Regions from separate parts of the Homo sapiens genome. Here region 2 is linked to region 1. Evidence: read pairs that join two places in POLR2A ChIA-PET (ENCODE). Cell type or tissue: PC-3. All regions are shown on one strand. Links, peaks and the distances in the headings refer to the core of each region. The heading gives the core; the rest is flanking DNA.

Region 1 (16,428 bases), core at 4,157-12,156:
TTGTTTTCGTTTTTACATTCTTATTATTGATACAATGCCTGGCATGTGGCAGGCACTCAGTAAATATTTAATGAATGAATGAATGCACTTTATTTTATTTTATTATTATTTTTTGAGACGGAGTCTCCCTCCGTCACCCAGGTTGGAGTGCAGTGGCACGATCTCGGCTCACTGCAAGCTCTGCCTCCCAGGTTCACGCCATTCTCCTGCCTCAGCCTCCTGAGTAGCTGGGACTACAGGCGCCTGCCACCACGCCTGGCTAATTTTTTTTATTTTTAGTAGAGACAGGGTTTCAACGTGTTATCCAGGATGGTCTCAATCTCCTGACCTCGTGATCTGCCCGCCTCGGCCTCCCAAAGTGCTGGGATTACGGGGTGAGCCACCGCGCCCGGCCATGAATGCACTTTAAAAAAGCATCTTGACTTTAGGAGGCCAAGGCAGGCGGGTCACAAGGTCAAGAGATCGAGACCATCATGGACAACATGGTGAAGCCCTGTCTCTACTAAAAATACAAAAATCAGCCAGGCGTGGTGGCACATGTCTGTAGTCCCAGCTACTTGGGAGGCTGAGGCAGCAGAATCACCTGAACCCAAGAGGCAGATGTTGCAGTGAGCCAAGATCACGCCACTGCACTCCGGCCTGGCGACAGAGCGAGACTCTGTCTCAAAAACAAAAAAAAAAAAAAACAAAACAAAAGCATCTTGAACTGCTCTTTCCTTATTTTAAAGAATTTTCCTTTTACTGTCACTTGTATGAATACATGAAAAGTTAACATAAAAATGTTTCTTAAGTGTAATGCACTCTTAGCTTAAGAAAGTAAAGATAACACTCCACTTATTTAAAGGTTACTTTTTGGCTAGGTGCAGTGGCTCACACCTGTAATCCCAATACTTTGGGAGGCCAAACTGTGGGAGGAGTTAGAGACCAGCCTGGGCAACATAGGGAGACTCCATCTCTACAAAAAAATTTAAAACATTAGCTGGGCATGGTAGCCAACACCTATAGCCCCAGCTACTTGGGAAGCTGAAGCAGGAGGATCTCTTGAGCCCTGGAGTTCAAGGCTGCAGTGAGCTATGATCACGCTACTGTACTACAGCCTGGGCAACAGAGCAAGATCCTGTCTCTATTAAAAAAAAATAAGTAAAATAAAAATAAAGGTTACTTTTCCAACTGTCTGATGCAGTTAGCACTAGGAAGTGGGTTTAATAGGCTCAATATAAGCCAAAATGCAAAACGGAGACTATAATCAAATGCATACTCTTCAATCAAAGAGATGTGAGGTCTTCACTCATAAGTTATTTTGTCTAGGTTTACACATAGTTCTGGCTGGTCCAAGTGCAGTGGTGTTTACAACTAATTGAAACTAATTGAACACTACCAATTAGAGATTTCTTCTTCTTTTTTTTTTTGAGACCAAGTCTTGCTCCGTCACCCAGGCTGGAGTGCAGTGGCGCAACCAATTAGAGATTTCTTTGTTCCTTTTCTACTCCCACTGCTTTGACTAGCCTTAAAAGTAATAATAAATTTACACATAATTTTAATAGATTTACTTGTCTGGTTTCCCAGACTAAGAAGCAAATAAGAAGAACAAAGAGGTTGCTTGAGGCAGAGCATGACAAGAGCAGAAAACAAAACACCATAGGTTAATAGAATAGAAGGAAAAGATAAAAAGGAGTCAGAAAACAAAACTTTAGATTATGCACAGTAAATTAGTAGTCTTTCCTTATAAGGCATAGAAGTGCCAGGAAATAGGCCAGGCGCAGTGGTTCACACCTGTAATCCCAGCACTTTGGGACGCTGAGGCAGGTGGATCACCTGAGGTTGGCAGTTCGAGACCAGCCTAACCAACATGGAGGAACCCCGTCTCTACTAAAAATACAAAATTAGCCAGCCGTGGTGGCACATGCCTGTAATTCCAGATACTCAAGAGGCTGAAGCAGGAGAATTGCTTGAACCCAGGGAGCTGAGGTTGCAGTGAGCCGAGATCATGCCATTGCACTCCAGCCTGGGCAACAAGAGCGAAACTCTGTCTTAATAATAATAATAATAATAACAATAATACATTAATTCCTTTGAACTGGAGCTGCAAGGTAAAAGAAAGAATAAAAATATAAAAATATTTTTAAAATTCTTAAGTTTCAAATTATGTACCATTCTGAGTAGCATAATGAAATCCCAGGGTGGTCCATCTTGCCCAGGAAGTGAATCATCCCTTTGTCCACGGTATCCATGTTGTATATGTCCCCAACATTTTTCCACAGACCAGAATGGGGGGATGGTTTTCATATGATTCAAGTGCATTACATTTATTGTGCACTTTCTTTCTATTATTATTGCATTGTAACATATAATGAAATAATTATACAACTCACCATAATGTAGAATCAGCAAGAGCCCTGAGCTTGTTTTCCTGCAACTAGACGGTCCCATCTGGGGGTGATGGAAGACAGGGACAGATATCAGGCATTAGATTCTCCTAAGGAGCAGGTAGCCTAGATCCCTTGCATGCGCAGTTCACGATAGGGCTCGCATTCCTATGAGAATCTATCTAATGCCACTGCTGATCTGACAGGAGGCAGAACCCATGCGGTAATGCCAGCAATGGGGAGCGGCTGTAAATACAGATGAAGTTCACTCACTGGCCCGCCGCTCACCTCCTGCTGTGTGGCCCGGTTCCTAAGAGGCCATGGAGTTCAGTACCAGTCCCTTGCCTGGGGGACTGGGGACCCCTGTTATATGCAACTCTACTGTCAGTCACTTAGTAGTTGTCTGCATTATCAGATCAACTGTTAACAGTATCGCAGTGCTTGTATTCAAGTGACCCTTATTTTACTTAAAAATGAATGGCCTCAAAGTGCAAGAGCAGTGATGCTGGCAATTAGGATATACCAAAGAGAAACCATAAAGTGTTTCTTTTAAGTGAAAAGGTAGACGTTCTTTTTTTTTTTTTTTGAGACAGGGTCTTGCCAGGCTGGAGTGCAGTGGCGCTATCATGGCTCACTGCAGCCTCCCAGGTTCAAGCGATCCTCCCAGCTCAGCCTACCAAGTATCTGAGACTACAAGCATAGGCCACCACACCCACTTAATGCTTGTATTTTTTTTGTAGAGATGAGGTCTCCCCATGTTGCCCCGACTGGTCTCAAACTCCTAGCCTCAAGTAATCTTCCTGCCTTGGCCTCCCAAACTGGTGGGTTTACAGGTGTGAGCCACGGTGCCTGGCCAAAAGTTCTTGACTTAATAAGCAAAGAAAAAACTCATATGCTGAGGTTGTTAAGATCTACAGTAAGAACAAATCTATCTGTGAAATTGTGAACAGTATTGTTATACTTGTTACATTTGTTATCAATTATTAATCTATTACTGTGCCTAATTTATAAGCTAAACTTTATCATTATGATGTTTTATATATAGGGAAAAACTTAGTGTATATATGGTTTGGTACTATCTGCAGCTTTAAGCATCTACTGTGGGGCCTTGGAACATATTCCCTATGGAAAAGGGGAAACTACTGTATCTATTCTATGCCTGTGTGACCATTGTATTTTGGAAGCACATAGTTATCTGATTCAGAAGATCGTAGCTGGAGAGGAATTTTGTCTTAGGTTGACTCTGCCTCAAGTGTCACTCATATCTGATTTAGACGGTATTTAAATAAGTGTTTCAACTTCAGGTAGAGTTGATGGTGGAACAAGATAAGACTTTTCGAGTTATTGGGATGGAATGGTTTTTTTTTTTTTTTTTTTTTTGAGACGGAGTCTCCCTCTGTCACCCAGGCTGGAGTGCAGTGGTGTGATCTCTGCTCAAGGCAACCTCCGCCTCCTGGGTTCAAGCGATTCTCCTGCCTCAGCCTCCTGAGTAGCTGGGATTACAGGTGTGCACCACCACGCTCGGCTATTTTTTGTATTTTTAGTAGAGACGGGGTTTCACCATGTTGGTCAGGCTGGTCTCGAACTCCTGACCTCGTGATCCACCCGCCTCGGCCTCCCAAAGTGCTGGGATTACAGGCCTGAGCCACTGCGCCTGGGGGAATGGATGTATTTTTGCATGAGAGGACATGAATTTTGGGGGGCAGGAGTAAAATGTTATGAACTGAATGTTTGTGTTCCCCGAAAATTCATACATTGAAGCCCTAACCCGCAATGTGATGGTATTTGGAAGTGAGGTCTCTTGGAGGTCATTAGGTTTAGATAAGTTCATGAGGGTGGGGGTCCCCCCATGATGAGATTAGTGTACTTACTAGAAGAGGAATAGAGACTAGAGCTTGCTGTCTCTCCACCATGTGAGGATGTGAGGACACAGTGAAGACGCTACCATTTTCAAGCCAGGAAAACAGGCCTCACCAAGAATCGAATTGCTTGGCACTTTATCTTGAACTTCCCAGCCTCCAGAGCTGTGAGAAATAAATACATGCTGTTTAAGCAACCTAGTCTGTGGAATTTTGTTAGGGCAGCAGAGCTGACCAAGACAGCCATTATCCATTATTCCCTTTCTCCTTAGTAATGCAGGCTGGCCAGGCACGGTGGCTCATGCCTGTAATCCCAGTACTTTGGGAGACTGAAGTGGGAAGATCACTGAAGCCCAGGAGTTCGAGACCAGCCTTGGCAACATACTGAGACCCTGTCTCTAAAAAAATAAATAAATAAATAAATATATATATATATATATATATATATATATATGTATATATACACACACATATACATACACATACATACACATATATATACACACACAGATACACATCACACACACACACACAAATATGTATGTAATACAGGCTGGTTAAATCTGGGGTGGTACTGATCCCAAGTAAAATACTGTATTTCTCAGACTCCATTGAAGATATATGTAACCATATGAAAAATAAGTGCTGATCAGAATACCTGGTTATATCCTTCAAGAAGCAAGCAGAAAAAAATAAATAAAGTAAGTACTTGTTGCCCTTTTGGAGTTTTCTGTTTTTGGGGTTTTTGTTTGTTTGTTTGTTTTTTTGAGACAAGGTCTCACTTGTTGCTCAGGCTGGAGTGCAACGGTGCTATCTCAGCTCACTGCAGTTTCTGCCCTGTGGGTTCAATTGATCTACCTCAGCCTCCTAAGTAGCTGGGACTATGAGTATGCACCACGACACCCAGCTAATTTTTGTATTTTTGCAGAGATGCGGTTTTTCCATGTTCCCCATGTTGGTCTTGAACCCCTGGACTCAAGAGGTCTGTCCGCCTTGGCCTGCCAAAGTGCTGGAAATAGAAGCATGAGCCACCTCGCCCATGCTTGTTGCCCTTTTACCCCTTTGCTTCCTCCTACTGCCATCCTGGACATGAAGGCCAAAATTTCAGCAGCCATTTTGGGACTATAAAGAAAATATCAAGAGAGTCACATCCATAAGGTGCCAAACCAATGCCAGCAACAGTCTGCCTCTGAACCTCTCGTCACACAAGAAAAACTAACTTATCTGTTTAAGGCACTGTTACTTAGATCTGTCACTGGCAGCCAAATGCAATTTGTAACTGACGTAAGTCAGCTTTTTCATTAGAACTTTTACCATGTGCAAAACTACATCAGAAAGTTCAAATAGTATGTAGAAGTTAGAAACAAATTTGTGTTTAGAGTTGACTTCTTAATTACTTTTATATAAAAACAGACTTGAAAATAGGTTTGTTCTTTTGAAGAAAGACTAGTAGTACTCAGCATTCACTTTGTTCAAATTCTCTCAGTATTCCAAATAACTTTGATGTGGGAAGAGAAGAGGAACCTTACTTGACTTTTGGTGATTGACACTTAATATGTAATGTTGGATTTTTTATTTAGCAGGGAGAGTTGGTGAAGTTAATGATGTACTATTTTTGGAAGATAATTATGAAAAGGGCTTGAAAATCTTATGCTTGGGCACTTTGGACTTCTTTTTAAACTTGCTCTTTGGAGTAAATCAGAGAGAAACAGAAAAGTCTGCTGTTCCTGAATTAAAGGCTTTTGAATTATCTGGGAAATGGTTAAAATGCAAATTCTCATGTGTCATCCCAGAACCACAACTTAAGAAACAGTAAAAAAATTAAAAAAAAAAAATAGACTGCTCGGTTGACCAGATGCCCATTGAATTTTTTTTTTTTTTTGAGAGACAGAGTCTTGCTCTGTCACCCAGACTGTAGCACAGTGGTGTGATCATAGTTTACTTACTGCAGCCTCAATATCCTGGCTCAAGCAATCCTCCCACCTCAGCCTCCCAAGTAGCTAGGACTATAGGTACATGCCACCACACCCAGCTAATTTTAAAAAAAATTTTTTAGAGGTGGGGGTCTCACTATATTGCTCAGGCTGGTCTTGAACTCCTGACCTCAACTGATTCTTCTGCCTTGGCTTCCCAAAGTAGTGAGATTACAGGCGTGAGCCATGGTGCTTGGCCCCTGTTGAAATTTATAAGAAATTACAGAAGACACTGAATAAGAGCAGGTCTATGAAGACAGTGTGATCCTTTGACCTGGGAGGCAGAGACCCTTTCAGAGTGCCCATGAGGTCAAAATTTGTCATAATGGCCAGGCACAGTAGCTCATACCTCATGCTGTAATCCTAGCACTTTGGGAGTCTGAGGCAGGAGAACTGCTTGAGGACAGGAGTTTGAGACCAGCCTGGGCAACATAGTGAGACCACATCTTTAAAGGAAAAAGAAGAAAAAAATTGTCGTAACAACGTTAAGATACTATTTGGTACAAAAAGTAGCCAGGTGTGGTGGCGTGCATCTGTAATCCCAGCTACTTGGGAGGCTGAGGCAGGAGAATCGTTTGAACCTGGGTGGCAAAGGTTGCATGAGATAAGATCACATCACTGCACTCCAGCCTGGGCAACAGAGCAATATTCTATCTCAAAAAAAGACATTATTTGGCCTTTTTCACAATTCTCAAGTAAATAGTGGAGTTTCCAAGTGACTACATGACAGGTACACAATGGAATTAATGGAACGCAGAAGTACATAAGAACCTAGATCTCTTTTATTAAAGAGATCATGACACTTTTAATTAATACAAGTATTGATAATCCATATAACAAAACTTTTTTCATGTCCAGTTTTTCTGACAACCAAAAAATTGCCTAATTAGCAAATTAAACTGGTGTATTTATGAATTAAAGTAAAGATTACTATTTTTTCTTAAATATTTTTGTTTTGGCCAGGAGCAGTGGCTCACACCTATAATCTCAGCACTGTGGGAGGCTGAGGCGGACTGATTGCTTGAGGCCAGGTATGTTCAAGACCAGCCTGGGCAATGTGGTGAAACCCTGTCTCCACTAAAAATACAAAAAAGTAACCAGGTATGGTGGCATGCACCTGTAGTCTCAGCTACTCAGGAAGCTGAGGTGGGAGGATTGCTTGAGCCTGGGAGGTCGAGGCTGCAGTGAGCCAAGATCGTCCCACTGCACTCCAGCCTGGGCAATGGGAGTGAGACCCTGTCTCAAACAACAACACAAAGTTCTGTTTTGCAAAACTAGGATTTTGTTGTTGTTGTTGTTGTTAGTTTAGTTATGGAGTCCCACTGCCTTTACTTGCCCATCATCCATTGTACCCTCTTCTGCTTAAGAGTCCCCAGTTTTCGACGAGGCACAGTGGCTCACACCTGTAATCCCAGCACTTTGGGAGGCCAAGGTGGGAGGATCCTCTGAGGTCAGGAGCTTGAGACCAGCCTAGCCAACATGTTGAAACTCCATCTCTATTAAAAATACAAAAATTAGGCGGGAGTGGTGGTGTGCGCCTGTAATCCCAGATACTCGGGAGACTGAGGCAGGAGAATCACTTGAACCCAGGAGGCGAGACTGCAATGAACCGAGATCGTGCCACTGCAAGCCAGCCTGGGAGACAGAGGGAAACTCCGTCTCAATAAATAAATAAATAAATAAAAAAGTCCCCAATTTTCTAATGGGGAGCCACCTCCCCAGTGATCTCAGTCCATGAGGTTCAAGAGGAGGTAAGCACTACTCCTGGATTCCAGCATGCGCATGTAACCCAGGCCTAGACAATCAGTGTATTCTATATACCTAGAACAATGATGGGTGCAGGCATATCCCCATGCATGACCCGATCAAACAATGCAACTCAACTCTGGGGGTCATTAGAACTGTTCTGAAGGAGGCACTGTCCTGACACTGGGATTGCTGAAAGGATAGAATATAAGCTTGGAGCCTTATCACTCTAAAGGAAGAGCATACCCAACAAAGAAAACGCCAAGAAATAGAAAGAGGAAGACAAAGTCCAAATGACATCATTCAACCCTGGATTCAGCCAAGGCTGAACTTTTCACATACATGAGTCAATAAATTTTCCTTTTAGATTGAAGCCAGCTTGAGCTAGATCTTCTGACATGTGCAACTGTAAGAGTCCTGACTAATATGATTACACATGGTTAATAGTCCTGATTCATTACATTAGTCTTTTAAGTCCTGATTCATTACATTAGTCTTTTACCATGCCAAGTGCTTATATAAAATCTTCCCGGCAGGGCACAGTGGCTCACACCTGTAATCCCAGCACTTTGAGAGGCCGAAGTGGGCGAATTGTCTGAGGTTGGGAGTTTGAGACCAGCCTGGCCAATATGGTGAAACCGGGTCTCTATTAAAAATACAAAAAATTTGAGGCTGGGTGCGGTGGCTCATGTCTGTAATCCCAGGACTTTGGGAGGCTGAGGTGGGCAGATCACGAGGTCAGGAGATTAAGACCATCCTGGCTAACACAGTGAAACCCCATCTCTACTAAAAATACAAAAAATTAGCCGGGCATGGTGGCGGGCGCCTGTAGTCCCAGCTAGTTGAGAGGCTGAGGCAGGAGAATGGCCTGAACCTGGGAGGCGGAGCTTGCAGTGAGTGGAGATCACGCCACTGCACTCCAGCCTACGCGACAGAGTGAGACTCTGTCTCAAAAAATAAAATAAAATAAATTTAAAAATAAATAAATAAAATAAAATTAGCCCAGCTTGGTGGTGCACGCTTGTAATCCCAACTATTCAGGAAACTGAGACGGGAGAATCGCTTGAGCCCGGGAGGCGGAGGTTGCAGTGAGCCAAGATCGCGCCACTGCATGCCAGCCTGGGCAACAGAGTAAGACTCTCTATCAAAAAAAGATAAAAATAAAAAAGGAATCTTCCCTTAGAGTTTATTTGCCCCCAAAAAAGCCATATGATACAATAGTTACCTAATGAATTGTTTCTGGATTTTTATATCCTAAAATAATCTACAAAAACAACCTAAGGGTCCATCAGCAGATGAATGGATAAATAAAATATGGTACAGATACAATGGGGTACAATTCAGCCATAAAAAGGAATGAGATCCTGTCATTTGCAACAATATGGATGGAACTGGAGGTCATTATGTTAAGTGAAATAAGCCAGACACCGAAAGACAAACCACATGCTCTCACTTACTTGTGGGAGCTAAAAATTAAAACAATTGAACTCATGGAGACAGAGTAGAAGGATGGTTACCAGAGGCTGGGGAAGGTAGTGGAGGCATAGGGGGAAGTGGGGATGGTTAATGGGTATGGAAAGTAGATGGGGATGGATACCCCCATTTACCATGATGTGATTATTATGCATTGCACGCCTATATCAAAATATCTCATGTACCCTATAAGTATATATACCTACGGTGTACCTACAAAAATTTTAAAATAAAATAATCTACAATTTTTTTTTTTAAGACAGAGTCTCACTCTGTTGCCCAGGCTGGAGTGCAGTGGCGCCATCTCAGCTCACTACAATCTCTGCCTCCTGGGTTCAAGCGATCATTCTGCCTCAGGCGAGTGGCTGGGACTACAGGCAGTTACCACCATCCTTGGCTAATTTTTTTCTTTTTTTTTTTTTTTTGAGACGGAGTTTCGCTCTTGTTGCCAAGGCTGGAGTGCAATGGCGCAATCTCAGCTCACCGCAACCTCTGCCTCCCGGATTCAAGCCATTCTCCTGCCTCAGCCTCCTGAGTAGCTGGGATAACACGCATGTGCCACCATGCCCGGCTAATTTTGTGTTTTTAGTAGAGACGGGGTTTCTCCATGTTGGTTAGGCTGGTCTCAAACTCCCGACCTTAGGCGATGCGCCCACCTCGGCCTCCCAAAGTGCTGGGATTACAGGTGTGAGACACCATGCCCGGCCAACAAATTATTTTTAATAGGATAAAATAGGGGAAATATCATTACTATAATATAATCATTATCACCTAGTAAAGGATATTTATCTCACCAAAAAATAAACAATTCTCATGAAAAATAATCTTCAAAACAAAAAGAGACAGCGGTTGGGCGTGATGGCTCATGCCTGTAATCCCAGGCTGGTGGATCACCTGAGGTCTGGAAGGAGGCCGAGGCTGGTGGATCACCTGAGGCTGGAGTTTGAGACCAGCATGGCCAACATGGTGTAACCTAGTCTCTACTAAAAATACAAAAATTAGCTGGCTGTGGTGGTGCATGCCAGTAATCCCAGCTACTCAGGAGGCTGAGGAAGGAGAATCACTTGAACTGGGGAGGCAGAGGTTGCAGTGAGCTGAGCTCACACCACTGCACTCCAGCCTGGGCGACAGAGGGAACTCCGTCTCAAACAAAAACAAACAAACAAAAAACAACAAAAACCAAAAAGAGATAGCTCAATTCATTCTCCCCTCCTTCAAATATTTGTTTCATTTGTGAAAAATGCAATGCTAAACTCTGAGGGAGAGCAAACTGAGTAAGATTTTTTTAGGACTTTATAATTTAGCAGGACAGATAAAACATGTATGCAAATAAGTTATTCAGTGTTCCCTGAGAATTACAGAATAAAAATAAATAATATCTAGAAGAGGTTTAAAAAATCTGTAATATTATTAAAGCTGTAAGAGTTTTTGGAGATGTGACAATTCTGTCAACACGTGTGGAGGAAATTACAGTTCAGCGAGCCAGTGACTTAGTTCCCATAGCAAGTCAGTGGCAAAATCCCACTAGAAAACAGACCTCTTAGACACAGTCCAACATTCTTTCTTATTACCCCACCCTACCTCTGTTAGAAGAGAAGCAAAATACCAAGAAGTTTCTTGAACTATAATTTTTCTTCAGCACAACCTGAAATGGAGAGAGAATCTCCAAGACCACACTAAAATAAGTGTGATTCTCTCTCTCTCTTTTAAAAAATCATTTATAGAGGTACAACAGCCAAGACTCTGCCTCAGTTCTCAGAGTTTGGCTTCAACTTTCTGTCATGGTTTTTCTCTCATTGACTTTTGTTTTTTCTTGAATGTGCAACGACTTTGCCTGAGCAAAATCCCAAACAGCTTGTTTTGAACATGTTTGTTCTCTTCTCTCTTCTGGGCAAACTAATGGAGTCTGGGAGTGCAAACGTTAGTTACCTAAGTTAAACTTAATCCAGGAAGTCTTCTTTGGCTGATTTCCCACTTTGGCAGTGCCAGCCTGAACAAAAGACTTAAACACTGCAAATTCTAATTATCTTGTGAGTAAGAGCTTTGTCTACAGGAAGTAAAGAAAATACAAATATTCAAAACTAGCAGTGTTATTCCTAGACATCTTCTTGTCAAGAACTTACAAAGAGGACTTGTTCTCATTAGAAATAATTGCTGTGAAGTACAATTTTTACAGTGTTACTGAGATGGCAACTCCCTACAAATAATTTGAGAGAGTGGATTAAAAATTTGGTTTTAAAGAACAAAGTAGAGGTCTCATACTCCCTGTTTTCGAAACTTACTACAAAGCTACAGCAATCAAAACAGTGTGGTACTGGCATAAAGACAGACCAATAGAGTACCATACAGAGCCCGGAAACAAACCATTGCATAGTCAAATGATTTTTGACTACAGTGCTGAGACCATTCAATGGGGAAAGGACAGTCTTCAAGAGCAAAGGTACTGGAAAACTGTATACCCACATGCAAAAGGATGAAGTTGCACCCTTACCTTTTAACATATATGAAAAACAATTCAAAGCCAGGCATGGTGGCCCATGGCTGTAGTCTCAGCTACTGGGAAAGCCGAGGCAGGAGGATCACTTGAGTTCAGGAGTTCAAGGCTGCAGTGAGTTATGATCATGCCACTGCATGCCAGTCTTGGTGACAGAGTAAGACCATTACCCCCTACTGCCCTGAATCCTCAAAATGGATCAAAGACATAAACATAAGAGCTAAAATTGTAAAGCTCTTAGAAGAAAACATAGGAGAAAAGCTTCACGATACTGGATTTGGCAATGATTTATTGATATGATGCCAAAAGAACAGGCAACAAAAGAAAAAAGAGATAAATTGGATTTCATCAAAATTAAACACTTTTATATATCAAAGGATACCACCAACAGAGTAAAAAGGCAACCCACAGAATGGGAGAAAATATTTGCAAATCCTTTATCTGATAAGGAATTAATATCCAGAATATATAAAGAACTCCTATAACTCAACAACATAAAAACCAACAACCCAATTCAAAAATGGGCAAAGGACTTGAACAGACATTTCTCCAAAAAAGACATACAGATGGCCAATAAACACTTGAAAAGACGTTCAGCATCACTAATCATTAGGAAAATGCAAGACAAAGCCACAATGAGATACCACTTCGCATCCATTAGGATAGCAAAAGAAAGAGAGAGAGAAAGGAAGGAAGGGAGGGAGGGAGGGAGGAAGGGAAGAAGGGAGGAAGAGAGGGAGGGAGGGAATATTAAATTCTGGCAAGGATGTGGAGAAATTGGAACACTTGTTTGTTGTCAGGGGAATGTAAAATGGTGCAGCCTCTGTGGAAAATACTATGGAGTTTCCTCAAAAAAAAAAATTTTTTTTTTTGAGATGGAGTCTAACTTTGTCACCCAGGCTGGAGTGTAGTGGCGTGATCTCGGCTCACTGCAACCTCCACCTCTCAGGCTCAAGTGATTCTCCTGCCTCAGCCTCCCGAGTAGCTGGGATTACTCAGCCTCCCAAGTGGCGGGGACTACCGCCACGCCCAGCTAATTTTTGTATTTTTAGTAGAGACGGGGCTTCACCATGTTTGTCGGGCTGGCTTCGAACTCCTGACCTCAAGTGATCCACCTGCCTTGGCCTCCCAAAGTGCTGGGATTACAGGCATGAGCCACCGCGCCTGGCAAAAAATTAAACATATTCATAAATTTAGCTATGATGCAGCTTGCATGCTTTCTCCTTTTCCTTAATTATGTGAAACTGAAGAGTTGCTTGTCTTGTTTTCCTTTATAGAACTTTGTTTTTTCTTTTTCTTTTTTTTTTTTTTCTGAGACAGGATCTGGCTCTGTTGCCCAGGCTGGAGTGCAGTGGCACAATCTTAGCTCACTGCAACCCCCACTTCCTGGGCTCAAGCCATCCTCCCACCTCAGCCTCCCGAGTAGCTGGGACTACAGGGGCACAGCATCACACCTGGCTAATTTTTGTATTTTTTGTAGAGATGAGGTTTTGCCATGTTGCCCAGACTGATCGTGAACTCCTGAGCTCAAGTGATCTGCCCATCTTGGCTTCCCAAAGTGCTGGGATTACAGGTGTGAGCCACCATGCCCATTCAGAAGTTTTTTTCTTAATGTGAAAGTAATTTGACCAAGTTTTTTTTTCTTTTTTTTGTTCATTTTGAGATGGAGTCTCACTCTGTCACCCAGGCTGGAGTGCAGTGGCGCAACTGCAACCATCGCTTCCTGGGTTCAAGCTATTCTCCTGCCTCAGTCTCCCGAGTAGCTGGGACTACAGGCACTTGCCACTACACCCAACTAATTTTTGTATTTTAGTAGAGATGGGGTTTCACCATGTTGGCCAGGCTGGTCTTGAACTCCTGACCTCAAGTGATCCACCCGCTTCGGCCTCCCTAAGTGCTGCAATTACAGGCGTGAGCCACCGTGCCCGGCCTTGACCGAGTTATGATGCATTATTCTCTTTTTTAAAAAATCCCCTCCTTAAACAGAGCTATAAAGTGGCCAAATCTGAGAACAATCACATTCATTTTAGTTATAATAAATTTAATATTTGTAAATATAAAAAAGTTTAAACACAAAATTACAATATGATCCAGCAATTCCACTTCTAGGTATATACTTGAAGTGAAAGCAGGGACTCAGACAGATATTTGCATACCAGTGTTCATAGCAGCTTTATTTACAATTGCCAAAAAGTGGAAACAACCCAAATGTCCATCTGAAAATGAATAGACTTTTTGCTGTTGTAGAGACAGGAGTCTACCTATGTCACCAAGCTGGTCTCAAACTCCTGGCCTCAAGTTTTAAAGCAGAGTTTATTAAAAAGCTTTAGAGCAGGAACAAAAGGAAGTACACTTGCAAGAGGTTTCAAGTGGGCAACCTGAGAGATCAAGCACACAGTTTGACTTTTGACTTGGAGTTTTGTTTTTTTTTTTTTTGAGATGGGATATGGGATCTTGCTCTGTTGCTCAGGCTGGTCTTGAACTCCTGGGCTCAAGCAATGCTCCCACCTCAGTCTCCCCAAGTGCTAGGATCGCAGGTGTGAGCCACCACACCAGGTCTGACTTGGAGTTTTATGCATTGGCATGCTTCTGGAGGGTTGTGTCCCTTCTGCCCTGACTCTTCCCTTTTGGGGTAGGCTGTCGGCATGCAAAGCGGCCTGCCAGCACTTGAGAAGGGCCACATGCGCAGTGTGTTTACTGAAGTTGTATGCATGCTCAGTTGAGGCATTTTTCCCTTACCAGTTGTGTGTTTATACTCCGCCATTTTGCCTCTTAGTGACTTGAGGCATTTTTCCCTTACCAGTCAAGTGTTCCTAAGGAAGGTCACATACCAGTTAAACTCTGCCATTTTGCCTCTTAGTGCACATGCTTGAGGCTACTCACTCAACTCCTGAGATGTTTTATTTTATTTTATTTTACTTTATTTTATTTTATTTTTTGAGATGGAGTTTCACTCTTGTTGTCCAGCTGGAGTGCAGTGGCATGATCTCAGCTCACTGCAACCTCCGCCTCCCTGCAACCTCCGCCTCCCAGGTTCAAGCGATTCTCCTGCCTCAGCCTCCTGAGTAGCCCCCACCACCACATCTGGCTAATTTTTGTATTTTTAGTAGAGACGGTGTTTCACCATGTTGGCCCAGCTGGTCTCAAACTCCTGACCTCAGGTGATCTGCCCACCTCGGCAGATGCTGAGATTACAGGCCTGAGCCACCACACCCGGCCAACTAATTATTATTTCAGAGAGGCAGTTTAACAAGCGCCTGACCATTAGGCGCGGTTTAACAAGTGCCTGATGGTTGCGACGTTCCTGGATGTTGGGGGCTCTCTCCTTCCCTGCTCATGTCTAACTAACTACCAACTGTAACAACTGGAAAAGACAAATATTGTATTCCACTTATATGGGGTACCTAGAGCAAACAAACTCATAGAGACAAAGTAGAATGGTGTCTGCCCGGGGCTAGAGGGAGGAGGGAATGGGACGTTGTTATCTAATTAATGGACGTACGTTTCAGTTAGGGATGATGAAAAAGTTTTGGAGATGAGTAGTGGTGATAGCTACACAATAACAGGAATGTACCTAATGCCACCGAACTGTACATTTTAAAATGGTAAATGTGATGTTATATATATATTTCAAAAAAAAAAGAAAAATGTTGACCAGGCACAGTAGCTCATACCTGTAATCCCAGCACTTTCGGAAGACAAGGCAGGAAGATCATTTGAGCCCAGAATTCGAAACCAGCCTGGGCAAACAGTAGGACCTTGTCACTACAAAATAAAAAAATAGCCGGTGTGGTGGAGTGCACCTGTAGTCCCAGCTACTCTGGATGCTGAGGTGGGAGGATTGCTTGAGCCCAGGGAGTCGAGGCTACAGCAAGCCATGATCCCACCACTGCACTCCAGCCTGAGCAACAGAGTGCAACCCTGCCTCGAAAAATTTTTTTTTTTGTTTTAGGCACATATTTATTGAGAATAATTTTCAAGAATAAAGGTTGTTTATCTGTAGGGCTTTTTCCCCCACAGGTTAATATGCACTTTGAAGTTTCATTCATTCATTGCTGAATGTGTGCTTTGAAGTTCTATTCACAAATGTTCATTGACAACTTGCTGAAGTTGCAACAGTGAGCAAAACAGACATAGCTGCAGCCACAACAGAGCTTACTATTTATTGGGGGAAATAGGTAAAAAGAAGTTAAATAAATAGGTTGGGTGTGGTGGCTAATGCCTGTAATCCCAGCACTTTGAGAGGCCAACGTAGGCGGATCACTTGAGGCCAGGTGTTCCAGACCAGCCTGGCCAACATGATGAAAACCCATCTCTACTAAAAATACAAAAAATTAACCAGGCATGGTGGCACATGCCTGTAGTCCCAGCTACTCGGGAGGCTGAGGCAAGAGAATTGCTTGAACTTGGGAGACAGAGGTTGCAGTGAGCCGAGATCACACCACTGCACTCCAGCCTGGGCGACAGGATGAAACTCTGTCTCAAAAAAAAAAAAAAAAAAAGAACTTAAACAAACA
Region 2 (13,794 bases), core at 3,840-11,839, 130 kb before region 1:
GTGATCATGCCACTGCACTCCAGCCTGGGCGACAGAGCGAGACCCTGTCTCAAAAAAAAAAGTTTGATCATAGTAAGTGACCTGAAAGTAATTACTACTGCCTGAAAGATAATTCTGTATACTCAAGTAAACTGAAGTGTCTGAATGAGACACCAATACTCTCCACAAAAGATACACTTCTTTTTTTTTTTTTTTTAATAGAGATGGAGGTCTCACTATATTTACCAGGTTGGTCTCAAACTCCTGGCCTCAAAGGATCCTCCCGCCTCAGCCTCCCAAAGTGCTGGGATTACAGGCATGAGCTACCATGCCTTTTTTATTTTCAATGGAGGGTATATAAGGTAAGTGGAAAATTTCATGGAAATTGAAACTCTTAACAAAATATCAAGATATTACATCACAGAAAAGCAGCTTATGTTAAAGTGAGACAAAAGACAATGGGAAATGTTATGGACAAAAAAAAAAAAAAAAATGCTTATTGGACAGGGGAACCAGAGAGCAGATAATCGTACTATCCTCAACTCTGATGCTGCCAAGTGATCCTGTAAGGGAATCACAATTTCTCTTCAGTTTCTCTACTGACATTATTTGACAATTAGTTGACAGAATACTTTTTAATCTAGGGATATAATCAACTGTTCTGTACAATAGGGGCGGTCACAGAGAACTCTTATTGCTTGACCAACAGTAGGTTTAACATTTGAATGAACAGTAAGCATTGAATCTTGATAGCATCAACTATTTCATAATACTTCAATAAATAAGGACAGTGACAGTGATTTTATGTTTGCATAAAACAGGGAAAGGCTAGGGGTTATCTCTCAATACTTTCTCCCAAAACATTTAAACCACTTCTGTTTGGAAAAAGAAAAAAAGGAACTTTAAAAAAAAATACAAAGACTGAAGAAAAAATAATTTTTAGGGGTAAATGTGTCAAGTTGCTAATACTTTATTATTATTATTATTTTGAGACGGAGTTTCACTCATTGCCCAGGCTGGAGTGCAATGGTGCGGTCTTGGCTCACCACAACCTCCACCTCCCAGGTTCAAGCAATTCTCCCACTTCAGCCTCTCGAGTAGCTGGGATTACAGGCATGCACCACCATGCATGGCTAGTTTTGTATTTTTAGTAGAGATGGGGTTTCTCCATGTTTGTTAGTCAGTCTGGTCTTGAACTCCCAACCTCAGGTGATCCACCTGCCTCGGCCTCCCAAAGTGCCAGGATTACAGATGTGAGCCACCCCACCCAGCCTAATACTTTCTTTAAAAACTATAAAAATTACCTGGGCATGGTGGCTCATGCCTGTAGTACCAGCTACTTGTGGGGCTGAGATGGGAGGATCACTTGAGCCCAGGAAGTAAAGGTTTCGGTGAGCCAAGATCCTGCCACTGGACTCCAGCCTGGGTGACAGAGTAAAACCATCTCAAAAAAAAAAAAAAAAAAAAAAAGGTAATTTCCAATGGTACTAAGAGCTGCTTTACATCACGAGTAAGATTACATAGATTCTCTAGTCCCTTTACAGTCCATGTAAACACCTTTGCATAACTAGGTTAAATACCTAGCCCTAACGCTGAACTTATTCACTGATGTTTTATATTTCCTAGTTGATGCCCCATAAGACTACACACACAACAATTATACTATAGTTCAGTTTTATCCTATAGGAAATGACACCTGTCTTCTTTGGAAGGAAGAAAGGAGAATTCATCCAGTTGGCTAGGGAAATTGCATTTCTAACAAGTAACACAAACTAAACATACACTTTGCCCTACCTAATCATCAACCAATTCTAATTTCCTTTTGGTTAATCCAGTGTTTTTTTTTTTTTTTTTTTTGGAGACAGAGTCTTGCAGACCGTGTGCAGTGGCGCTATGTTGGCTCACTGCAACCTCTGCCTCCCAGGTTCAAGCGAGTCTCTTGCCTCAGCCTCTCAAGTAGCTGGGACCACAGCATGCACCAGCACACCAGACCCTTTTTTTTTTTTTTTTGTATTTTTAGTAGAGATGGGGTTTCACCATGTTGCGGCTGGTCTTGAACTCCTGAGCTCAGGCAATCTGCCCACCTTGGCCTCCCAAAGTGCTAGGATTACAGGTGTGAGCCACCACGCCTGGCCATTGTTATTTATTTGACAATTCAAAAATATACATTTTTTTAAAAGTATGCATTTGATTTTGGAATTTTCAATCCATAAATTTAGCTGAATCTTTACAAGCCATTAAGAATGCAACATGAGAATATAGACAGAAACTAAGTTACTCAGTTATCAAGTTGAGCCCTTAAAACTTAATAGATGTAGTTTATGAGGTATACCTTTGTATGAATTATATGCAGCTTTCTGTTAAAGTTCTAAAATTTGCCCTGTTAAAAAGAAAAGTGGTTGTGAAACTTTTTTGTAGGAAAGTAGCATCACTAAGTCTCTATATTGGCCATACAAGTAGCACCTGAATTTTTTTGTTTAATTAACCTTAACTAAAAAACACATACATACATGCTTTTTGGGCAGTTCATTTTATTACAGCCTTTTACTCTCCCTACCCCACTCCACATGCCGCCCCTCCCCACCCCCCACCTGATTTTTTTGTTGTTGTTGTTTTGTTTTTAGTTTTTTAAGTAGAGACAGGGGAAACAGGGTCTTACTACATTGCCAAAGCTGATCTCAAACTCCTATTCTCAAGTGACCCTCCTGCCTCAACCTCCTAAAGTGCTAGGATTACAGGCGTGAGCCACCATGCCAGGCCCTCCTTTTACCCTTGATCTGACTTTAGAAAACTATGTTTTTAATAGTGTTCCCCATGCTGTTATACACATGAAAACAATCTAGATCTCCACTTTATACAATTAGTAACCTACCAGTGGGATCTGTGTTACTGTTCACAGTACATAAAATATGCAAGCAAAGTTGGCTACATAAGAAAATACATTTCAAATACCTTCAAAACTCAAAAAGAACACACACAATTACGTATTTTATCATTTTATTAGGAATAATTCCAAATGGGTTATGAAGAAAATGTATTCATCGAATTTGATGAGTTTTCCAAAAACTCTTAATGAAGATATGTCTGCCCAATAAACAAAACATCAGCAGAACTATCATATACTGAGCAAAAAATCAGGCTGATAACAAAAGCAACATGCAACATAAAAAAGACACAATATAAAGGAAGACAATCTGCTGAGTATTAAAAACCATCTAAATATCAATTCTTTGCAACCAGCACAGAACTAATTGGCTATCAAATCCAAACCCCACCAAGGTTAAGTTTGGCTGATGTAGGCCAGGAGTCAATGTAGGGGGAAAAATTTCCTCAGTGCAAGAGAGCTGAGTAGTGTTTTGGATCTTTCTCTGGCTGGTACAAGCAGTATTAGAAAATCTTTTTGGCAAGGGAGAGAAATAAATACAAATGGAATGCTACATTTTTAAATTAGCAAACTGTCTCAGGAATGATAAAGGTATCAGTAAAGTAGCAAGGGGATAACTTTAAAACATTATTTGTCTGGGGCTCAAAAAACACTCAAAACAATTTATTTAAAGGTTGCACAAGAGCTATGTCCAGGCATTTACGCTTATGGGAAGTAAAATTAAAAGAGGATACTTTTTTCCCAAGGAGAATTTCTTTAAAACCAAGCACATTGCTAAATAGCAACATTATACTCGGTAAACAATAATTGGCAACAAAATAAGTTTAATATTCTGCCCAAACCAGTCCCAGATACTGTTTAATAACCAAGATACAAACTAATTTTGTTGTAACAAGCCTAGACCAATTTTATCAAACATGTCCTTGGTTAGATATCCAATTTCATTTAACGTTTTGAAAGCTCATTTGACAGCCAGTCAAGTCCTTCATACAGACCAGTTCCTTGTGTTGCACAAGTGGCTTGAACATACCACTGTAAAGAGAAGACAAGAAAATACTTGATTAACAAAGTTAATATATAACACCAGTGTTTAAACTTTCTTAATCAAACTTAAGAGTCTTTTCACACCTCTTGCATCTCACAAAACTCTCCCATATTTAAAGCTACTTCTGGCTGGGCGTGGTGGCTCACACCTATAAATCCCAGCACTTTGGGAGGCGGAGATGGGAGGATCACTTGAGCTTAGTAGTTCGAGACCAGCCTGGGTAACATGGTGAGACTTTGTCTCTACTTTTTTAGATTAAATTATTTTTTAAAAATAAAGCCACTTCTACCTATTCTGGAGGTTGCAGTGAGCCGAGGCTGTGCCACTGCACTCCAGCCTGGGCGACAGAGTGAGACTCCGTCTCAATCAATCAAGCTACTTCTACCTATTCATTATATTTAGACAAGATTTTCCCCCCTCATTCAGCTTTCTTTTCAGTGCTGGTTTTTGGTTCCCTTTTAGTAAACTTTCTACCACTTAATCTGAAAAAAGAAATCATGGGGAAATTAGTAACTAATAAACTACCCATCTGGTTTTTATAACTCTCGTTTCCCATAAAACTAAACTCAAAGTAGAAGAGGCAAATTTTTGAAAGAGTAGGGTTTGTTAGGCCGGGCGTGGTGGCTCACACCTGTAATCCCAGCACTTTGGGAGGCTGAGGCGGATGGATCATGAGGTCAGGAGATCGAGACCTTCCTGGCTAACGCAGTGAAACCCTGTCTCTACTAAAAATACAAAAAATTAGCCGGGCGTGGTGGTGGGCGCCTGTAGTCCCAGCTACTCAGGAGGCTGAGGCAGGAGAATGGCATGAACCCAGAAGGCAGAGCTTGCAGTGAGCCGAGATCGTGCCACAGCACTCCAGCCTGGGTGACAGAGCAAGACTCCATCTCAAAAAAAAAAAAAAGAAAGAAAGAAAGAGTAGGGTTTGTTGATATTTTAAGGGCAAGCTTTTCAGACAATTTCACCATCTTTAGTCTCATGCATTCCAAAACGTTCTTGCTTTTAAATGGCAACGAATCTTATCTCTAGTAACTGTGTGAAAGTATCAAAAAAAACCTAGAAAACAATTTACATTTAAGGCATAGTTTACTTTTATTAATTTTTTTGACCAGTTTAATGTTGCAAGGCCACTGCAGGTATACCATGTTGCCAATTATTTGAATACCAAATCTCAGTAACCTAGGAGGCTGGGGAAAGGCTCAAATTCATACCTTCACAGCATGGAAAACTTGTATCATTTACAGTTAGTGTTGCTTGCTTATTTATTGATTGATCGACTGATTGTTTTGAGGCAGAGTACTCACTCTTGCCCAGACTGGAGTGCAGTGGCGTGATCTCGGCTCACTACAACCTCCGCCTCACAGGCTCAAGAGATTCTCGTGCCTTCAGCCTCCCAAGTAGCTGGGGTTACACACATGCACCACCACGACCAGCTAATTTTTGTAATTTTAGTAGAGACAGAGTTTTACCATGTTGCCCAGGCTGGTCTCGAACTCCTGGTCTCAAGTGATCCGCCCACCTTCGCCTCCCAAAGTGCTGGGATTACAGGTGTGAGCCACCACACCCGGCCCAGTTTATGTTCTTCAAATCAGCCTGAGATATCTCAAACAGGCAATAGGTTGTTTTTTTTTGTTTGTTTGTTTGTTTTGAGACGGAGTCTCGCTCTGTCACCCAGGCTGGAGTGCAGTGGCGTGATCTCGGCTCACTGCAACCTCTGCTGCCTGGGTTCAAGTGATTCTCCTGCCTCAGCCTCCAGAGTAGCTGGGCTTGCAGATGCCTGCCACTGCACCTAATTTTTTTGTAGTTTTTAGTAGAGATGGGGTTTCATCATCTTGGCCATGTTGGTCTTGAATTCCTGACCTCATGATCCACCCACCTCAGCCTCCTAAAGTGCTGGGATTACAGGCGTGAGCCACTGCACCCGGCCTGCAATAGGTTCTTTGTTGTTTGTTTCATTTTTTACCACAGCCACAGTATTTCCCTTATTTACAGGTTAATGCAAAACTACTGTAAAAAGCCTATGACACTAAGTTTCTGATAATTTATCTCCATCACTGAATCACTGATCAATGATAAGCAATTTTAGAGAAGTACAAATTTTTTTTTTTTTTTTTAAAGAAACAGTCTTGCTCTGTCACCCAGGCTGGGGTGCAATGGGCACAATCACAGCTCTCTGCAGCCTCCAACTTCTGGGTTCAAACAGTCCTCCCACCTCAGCCTCCCAAGTAGCTGGGACTAAAGGCACATGCCACCACACCCAGCTAATTTTTATTTTTGTAGAGATAGGGTTTCACTTTGTTGCCCGGGCTGGTTTGGAACTCCTGGCCTCAAGCAATCCTCCTGCCTTGGGTTCCCAAAGTATTGGGATTACGGGTGTGAGCCGTGGTACCTGGTCTCCTCCATAAACTGTTATGTTAACAAGCAAACAAGGCTGGGCACCATGGCTGGAATCCCAGCGCTTTGGTAGGCTGAGATAGTGAGAGGATTGCTTGAGTCCAGGAGTTCAAGACCAGCCTAGCAACAAAGCGAGACCCCCCATCTCCACTTTTTTTTTGAGACCGAGTTTCGCTCTTGTTGCCCAGGCTGGAGTGCAGTGGCGCGATCGCGACTCACCGCAACCTCCACCTCCTGGGTTCAAGTGATTCTCCTGCCTCAGCCTTCCTGAGTAGCTGGGATTACAGGCATGCGCAACCACACCTGGCTAATTTTGTATTTTTAGTAGAGACAGGGTTTCTCCCTGGTTGGTCCGGCTGGTCTCAAACTCCCGACCTCAGATGATCTGCTCACCTAGGCCTCCCAAAGTGTTGGGATTACAGGCATGAGCCACCGCACCCAGCCCCCCATCTCCACTTTTAAAACAAGCAAACAAACATTACTGGACCCTTAATAAGAAAGCCAGATTTCAAAATATTTGCTGTAGGGTTACTTAAAAGATACAAAATTAAAATTAAGACTATCAATAATCTTCTTTCCATTCCTTCCACCTCTCCCTTCAAAAAAAAAAAAAAAGAAAAAAGAAACTATCAATAATCTTTAGACCTATTCTACAGTAGTTTTCCGTTTCTTTACAAAAATCAAATAAGGTATTTAAAGTTTATTACCATATTTTTAAATAAATGATGTGCTCATTATTTGTCCAAAGGAGATAATAAATGTTTAAACTGAATATTAGCTTACACAACTATCCTAGTAAGTCTTAATAGTCAAGAGGTTAATATCAACCTCCAAATACTTACTGTTCTGTTACGAAGAGACTGAAGCCCTAGTTTATCTGTCATTTCACTGATGGCCATAGCATTTGGCAAATCCTGTTTGTTTGCAAAAAGTAGCAGCACTGCATCTCTCAATTCATCTACCAGAAGCTGGAAATAAAAGGTAAGGCATTAACAACTACCAACCGGAATCCAATTTTTGAAAATGTCTTCCTATATATACTTTACTCAGCATTAAATACATTATTAAACATTAACCTAATTTCTCGACACAAAGTTCACTCTTACAACTGAAGTCTCATATCCTTCAGTTTTTAAATCCAGAGCAAACAATCATATGCCTTCAAATAAGACAGAACTGTTTTCCAAGTCAATCATCCTACACCCCATTAAATTAAAGCAAATCACTCATCATTCAGCCTTCATGATTACCCATTGTCAGGACTGATAAGGGCAAGAAATACATGTGGGAATAAAATGTTTATGGCAGGTTCTTATGGTACTTAGTAGCAGAAGTACTTAGATAGATGATGATTCTTTTCGGACTTCTATCCTTTCCAACAACAGTGGGACAATAACACAATTATCTGGGTGTTGGCAGTATCATGAAATATACAAAAAAAAAGTACCAAGAACAGAAGTTGTACTGATGCATGATGCAATATAGACGAACCCTGAAAAATTATGCTAAGTGAAAAAATCAGTCACAAAAGAACACATTGTATGTTTTCATTTATATGAATGTCCAGAATAGGTGACTGTATAAAGACAAATTAGTGGCTGTCAGAGGCTGGGAGTGTGGTGTACGAGAGGAAGGAAATGGGAATGACTGCTAATGGTCCAAGATTTCTTTGAGGGTGATGAAAATTTTCTAGTATTAGATTGTGATGATGGTTGTACAACTATGTATGCTAAAAGCCATTGATATGCACATTTAAAAAGGATGACATTTATAGTGTGTGAAGTATGTCTCAACCAAGCTTTTTTTTTTTTTTTTTTTTTTGAAGAGGGAAAGCTGGTGACATTTGACTCAGGCAAAAATCCAACAATGACTTAGTTACACATATACTGGCACAATGGTTTTACAAACTGCCCTCTAATCTTAGGAGGAATGAACAAGAATTAAGATTTCATTTCAGTAAATATTTTATGGCTACAAGTTTAAAATCATGACAAGGATTCTCAGCAGTCTTCCTCCATTTAGTACATTTAACAACATGAACACATGAAAACATTAATCCAATCTATGGGAAGGCTGCAAAATGCCACTGTGAACCAAACATTTGTCTCTACTTTCAGAAGGAATTCCTTATCCTTAAATGGTTACTATTAAAAAACATTTCTGAAGTAATTATTGGCACAGCATAGAGAAAATGGAACCGATGACCTTGGGAACAAAACATCTGAACCAAGATTCCTAGGGTCAAAACCACTACAGCACTATAGATTTGATATCTGTAAAGTAAGGGACTGAGCTAAATCAGATATCCTCAGCCAGAGATAGGCATCAAGATTACCCATGAGGCATTCTAAAAAAAAAAAAAACAACACTGCTCTGCCTTCCTCCCAACTTACTGAAGTAGCTACTCTTCCATGTGTTTTTTAAAACGCTCTATAAGAGATTTTGAAGTACATTATTAAGAACCTGTGGATAATATAGTTTCTTAAGTTTATTTCTAGCCCCCCCAATCCATTTGTGTAATCTAATCATAGTCAAAATGTACTAAACCACCACCAGTTTAATCCAGAAAAGCACACCTTGAAAATGATGAATTTAAAGTATATTTCTTACCATTTTCTGCAGCTCATCTGCTACTTCCTGAATTCTTTCACGATCGTTGCTATCTACCACAAAAATAAGACCCTGGGGAAAAATTGTTTCAGTAAATTTTAACAGTTAAACGACACTCTCTATATGAAACAGTGTAGGCAGCAAAATGGTACCAATGGTTAGACATTAGGAAGAAAATGTCTCTTTAAAAGTAAGAACTTAAGGCTGTAATGCTAAAAGCTGATTTGAGAACTATTTGTAAGTTTAATTTATTAGTGCTATTTCAAATCTAAAAAATTTTTATTCTTCACCAATTAATTACTTTTCTCAACTACCCTAAGAATAAATTGTATCTATTTTTCCCCTTCCCTCTGCACTCTCACATTTAAGTGCAGGTACCAAAATAGCCACAAAGTAGGAACAAAAAGAAAAATAACAAATCAAGGATCCTAAAGAATCGTGAATTTGGCCAGGCATGGTGGCTCATCCTGTAATCCCAGCACTTTGGGAGGCTGAGGCAAACGATCAGGCCTGAAATTGCTTGAACTCAGGAGTTTGAGACCAGCCTGGGCAACATGGCGAAAGGTCATCTCTACAAAAAAATACAAAAATTAGCCAGGTGTGGTGGTGCATGCCTTTAGTCCCAGCTACTTGGGAGATGAGGTGGGAGGAATCACGAGCCCGAGACGGAGGTTGCAGGGAGCTGAAATCGCACCACTGCACTGCAGCCTGGGTGGCAGAGCGAGACCCTATCTCAAAAAACAAACAAAAAAACCCCATGAATTTACTAACTGAATTAGCTTACTGACTCAAAGGCATGTACAGAGTAATAAAAGGGGGGTGGGATAGCGCGAGTGTGTACACTACAGTTTTTATCTGCTTCATCATGGAAGGAAAAAATTAACTTGCTTCAGAATGCTGCCTGCCAACTCTAGATCAGGAAGACATCTTAAGAAAATGATAGCAAGAAAAATCCAAGACTGGGCGCAGTGGCTCACTCCTGTAATCCCAGCACTATGGGAAGCCAAGGCAGGAGGATCACTGGAGCCCAGCAGTTTGAGACCAGCCAGGACAATATGTCAAAACCCTATCTCTTAAAAAAAAAAAGAAAGAAAAATTCAAGATTTACCTGATCGAGTAAGACATTCTTTAAAAAAAGGAAGGTAGTTATCAATTCTTAGAGATACAAATATTAGCTTCTTTTCTCAGACAGGGTCTCAACTCTGTTGCCTAGGAGCACAGTAGCACAATCTTGGCTCACTGCAGCCTTGACCCCCTGGGCTCAAATGATCCTCCCGCCTCAGCCTCCCAAGTAGCTGGGACTACAGGTGCGTGCCACCACACCTAGCTAATTTTTCTATTTTTTGTAGAGATGGGGTTTCACCACGTTGCCCATGTGGTCTCGAACTCCTGGACTCAAGTGATCCACCCATCTTGGCCTCCCAAAGTGTTGGGATTACAGGCATGAGCCATGGCACCTGGCCCATTATTAGAATTCTATACTACAAAATAAATGGAAGGAATTAGGAAGCAACTAGTTGAACTGTTTTTCTAAGAACTTTCAAATGGGAAAGTATAGAATTTTCAGCTAGAAAAGGGGGGGGGCAAAAATAAAAATAATAAAAAAGAAAAAAAGATAAACCTTGACTCCTAAAGTATCAATTTTGATCATGTCACTTATAACAGATTGTCTTGCACTACTGATTTATGTAAGTAACGAGGCTGGTTGAGGTGGCTTTCGCCTGTAATCCCAGCATTCTGGGAGGCCGAGGCAGGTGGATCACCTGAGATCAGGAGTTCGAGATCAGCCTGGTGAAACCCCATCTCTACTAAAAATACAAAAATTAGCCGGGCATGGTGGCACACCTGTAATCCCAGCTACTTGGCAGGCGGAGGCTGCAGTGAGCCGAGATGGCGCCATTGCACTCCAGCCTGGGCGACAAGAGCAAACTACATCTCAAAAAAAAAAAAAAAAAAAAGGAACTAGATTACATCCACTAAGGGCAAAGGACTATACTATATCTTTTTTTTCACCCAGGCTGGAGTGCAGTGGTGCCATCTCAGCTCACTGCAAACCCCTCCTCCCAGTTTCAAATAATTCTCCTGCCTCAGCCTCCTGAGTAGCTGAGATTACAGGCGCCCACCATTACACCTGGCTAATTTTTGTATTTTTAGTAGAGATGAGATTTTACTATGTTGGCCAGGTTAGTCTTGAACTCCTGACCTCAGGTGATCTGCCTGCTTTGGCCTCCCAAAGTGCTGGGATTACAGGTGTGAGCCACCGCGCCCAGCCCCATCCTACATCATTTTCTGTTTACCTCTCAGGATTACCACAGTACTGGGCTCTCCAGGAGCATCTAACACTTATTTTACATCCATTAAATGACAATTTCCTTTGTTTTAGCAAATTGTAAGTCCATTTCCTTTATCTCTGTTGGAAACCATAACTTAATTTTTAAATTTTATTTTACACTGCATCTATACCACCTGGAAAACCATCACTTTAAATATCCTATCCTTTGAGAAAACTTTTGGCTGGCATGGCACCTCTAATCCCACCACTTTGGGAGGCTGGGGTGGGAGGATCACATGAAGTCAGGAGTTCAAGATCACCCTGGGCAGAGTAAGACCCTGTCTCTACGAAAAAAATTAAAATTTTAGTAGGGCATGGTGGCACATGTCTATAGTCCTAGCTACTTAGGAAGCTGAGAAGGGAGGATCACATGAGCCCAGGAGGTTGACTGAAGCTACAGTGAGCCATGATCATGCCACTGCACTCTAGCCTGGGTAACAGAGTGAGACCCCATCTCAAAAACAAAAAATAATGTTTGATGCTTTGGGAGCCAATATAGTGTGGTGGGAAGACAGACTCAAATTCAAATCTTATACTACTTGTTATATATATTATCTAATCCTTGACTATGCCTCGTCTAAATAAAATAAAAATACTAACTTCATAAGCTTGTTAAAGATTAAATGCAATCACAGAGATATAAAAGATCATTGTTCTTGGCTTATCATGGGCATTTATTTAGCAAATATGTCTCCTCCTTTCCATATTTCAAAAGCTACTCCTTTTTAGAACCAAACCTTCCATTTTTTTGTTTCTTCTTTTTTTCAAAAAAGAGGCAAGGTCTCCTTTTGTCCCCCAGGCTGGAGTACAGAGGCGCAACTGTAGCTCACTTCAGCCTCCAACTCCTGTGCTCAGGTGATCCTCCCACCTCAGCCTCTCAAGTAGCTGGGACTACAGGAGTATGCCACCATGCCCAGGTAATTTTTTTTTAATTTTTTTTTGTAGAGACAGGGTTTCACTCTGTTGCCTGGACTGGCCTCAAGTGATCCTCGTATCATGGCCTCCCAAAGTGTTGGTGTTTCAGGCATAAGCCATAGCACCCGGTCCTGAAACCTACCCTTTACAAGAGGTAATGCCCCTAAAAGGGACCTAATTTTATTTTGACTGCTAACTTCCCATTTTTATTCTTTTTTTTTTTTTTTAAATGTAAAGACAGGGTCTCACTATGTTCCCCAGGCTGGCCTCAAACTCCTGAGCTCAAGCGATCCTCCCACCTCAGCCTCCCAAAGTGCTGAGAGTACAGGCATAAGCCACTGCACCCAGCCTTTGTTTTAAAATGCAAATAATGCTATCAGTCCCAAAGTGACATTATTGAGAAGGAGAATTATTTTAGGTATTAATCCCTAATTATTTTCTTCCTGGAACAGCCTAGAATCAAGAGTGAAGAAAAGCTAGGATTCTACAGATAAGCCCAGCTGCTATGAAATTATTTGAAAAGCCAAATATTTACTTATTTACAATGGCAAATTAGTTGGAATTATAAGAGGAATTTACTACACACTGTGCCATGGTTTGTTAGTATAAGTTAGAAACATGGTTAAAGCTATAGTTTCTTTTAAATTTTATAGCTAGGAGAACTGATCAGTAATGCTGGGAATGCAAGCTAAGAGCTTAGCTTTGATTCTATCAGGTAACACATAAAGCTTTCCCCAGCTAGCATGAACTCCCTAGGAAGCAGTACTTAGACTTTTAATTCTCAGATGGTCCAAAGAGGCCAGAATTGGGTCTAATTTCAAATTAAGAATGCAAAGTAAATTACAAAGCATTCTAAACAAATCTAGGGATAAACCCAGGGTTACCCTTGGTCAAGAATTATTAGGCTTAAGGATTAGCAAGGTTTTACTTCATATCTAACTCTTTCAAAATATATTGGCCAAGCGCAGTAGCTCATGCCTGTAATCCCAGCACTTTGGGAAGCCCAGGCAGGTGGATCACATGAGGTCAGGAGATCGAGACCAGCCTGGCTAACATGGTGAAACCCCGTCTCTACTAAAAATACAAAATTAGCCAGGTGTGGTGGCGCATGCCTGAAGTCCCAGCTACTTGGGAGGCTGAGGCAGGAGAATCGCTTGAACCCAGGAGGCAGAGGTTGCAGTGAGCCAAGATTGCGCCATAGCCTGGGTGACAGGACGAGAACTCCATCTCAAAAAAAATAAACAAACTGTCTAGAGGGTAGAGCACATTAGAGATGAGTATGAAACAACACAGCACTGCTTATATCCTAGTAACTGAAGCTGCATAATACATACATGTGAGTTTATTATGCTATTCTATTTGTAGGTGTACAGATTGAGTTTCCTTAATCCAAAAATCCAAATCCAAAACTTCCCGAGCACCAACATAACAAAGAAAAAACTCCCTGGAGTATATCGGATTTTGGATTTCTGGATTTAGAATGCTCAACTGGGTACAATGCAAATATTCCAAAACCCCCAAAATTCTGAGATCAGAAACAGTGGTTTCTGGTCCCAAGAATTTCGGATAAGGAATGTTCACCTTGTATTTAACATTTTCCATAAGGAAGCTTTTTAAAGCATGTGCCTCTGTATC

What was found. ChIA-PET counts read pairs that join two places held together with the same protein. Peaks named below come from ENCODE experiments on the same cell type or tissue, not always from the same donor. Only the 100,000 strongest peaks of a DNase experiment are listed, where the experiment ranks them.
Region 2: POLR2A ChIA-PET joins it to region 1 with 10 read pairs; 2 of 35 experiments call an interaction of 5 or more read pairs at or near these places.

Annotation. Positions count from the first base shown.
Region 1 is chr3:57,698,338-57,714,765 of GRCh38, forward strand. No RefSeq gene overlaps it. Among named protein-coding and RNA genes, the nearest start is that of DENND6A-DT, 13 kb to the left of the region's middle. In PC-3, for the core only: no CTCF peak of the experiment used is centred there; DNase peaks (open chromatin) are centred at 8,344 and 11,384; H3K27ac peaks cover 2,597 bases.
Region 2 is chr3:57,568,404-57,582,197 of GRCh38, forward strand. It overlaps ARF4 (ARF GTPase 4), which reads right to left. Exons shown (of 6, transcript NM_001660.4): 4 at 8,913-8,984; 5 at 7,145-7,270; 6 at 2,960-3,895. The coding sequence ends at 3,809. It also overlaps a transcript of PDE12 not described here. Among named protein-coding and RNA genes, the nearest start is that of PDE12, 19 kb to the left of the region's middle. In PC-3, for the core only: no CTCF peak of the experiment used is centred there; no DNase peak of the experiment used is centred there.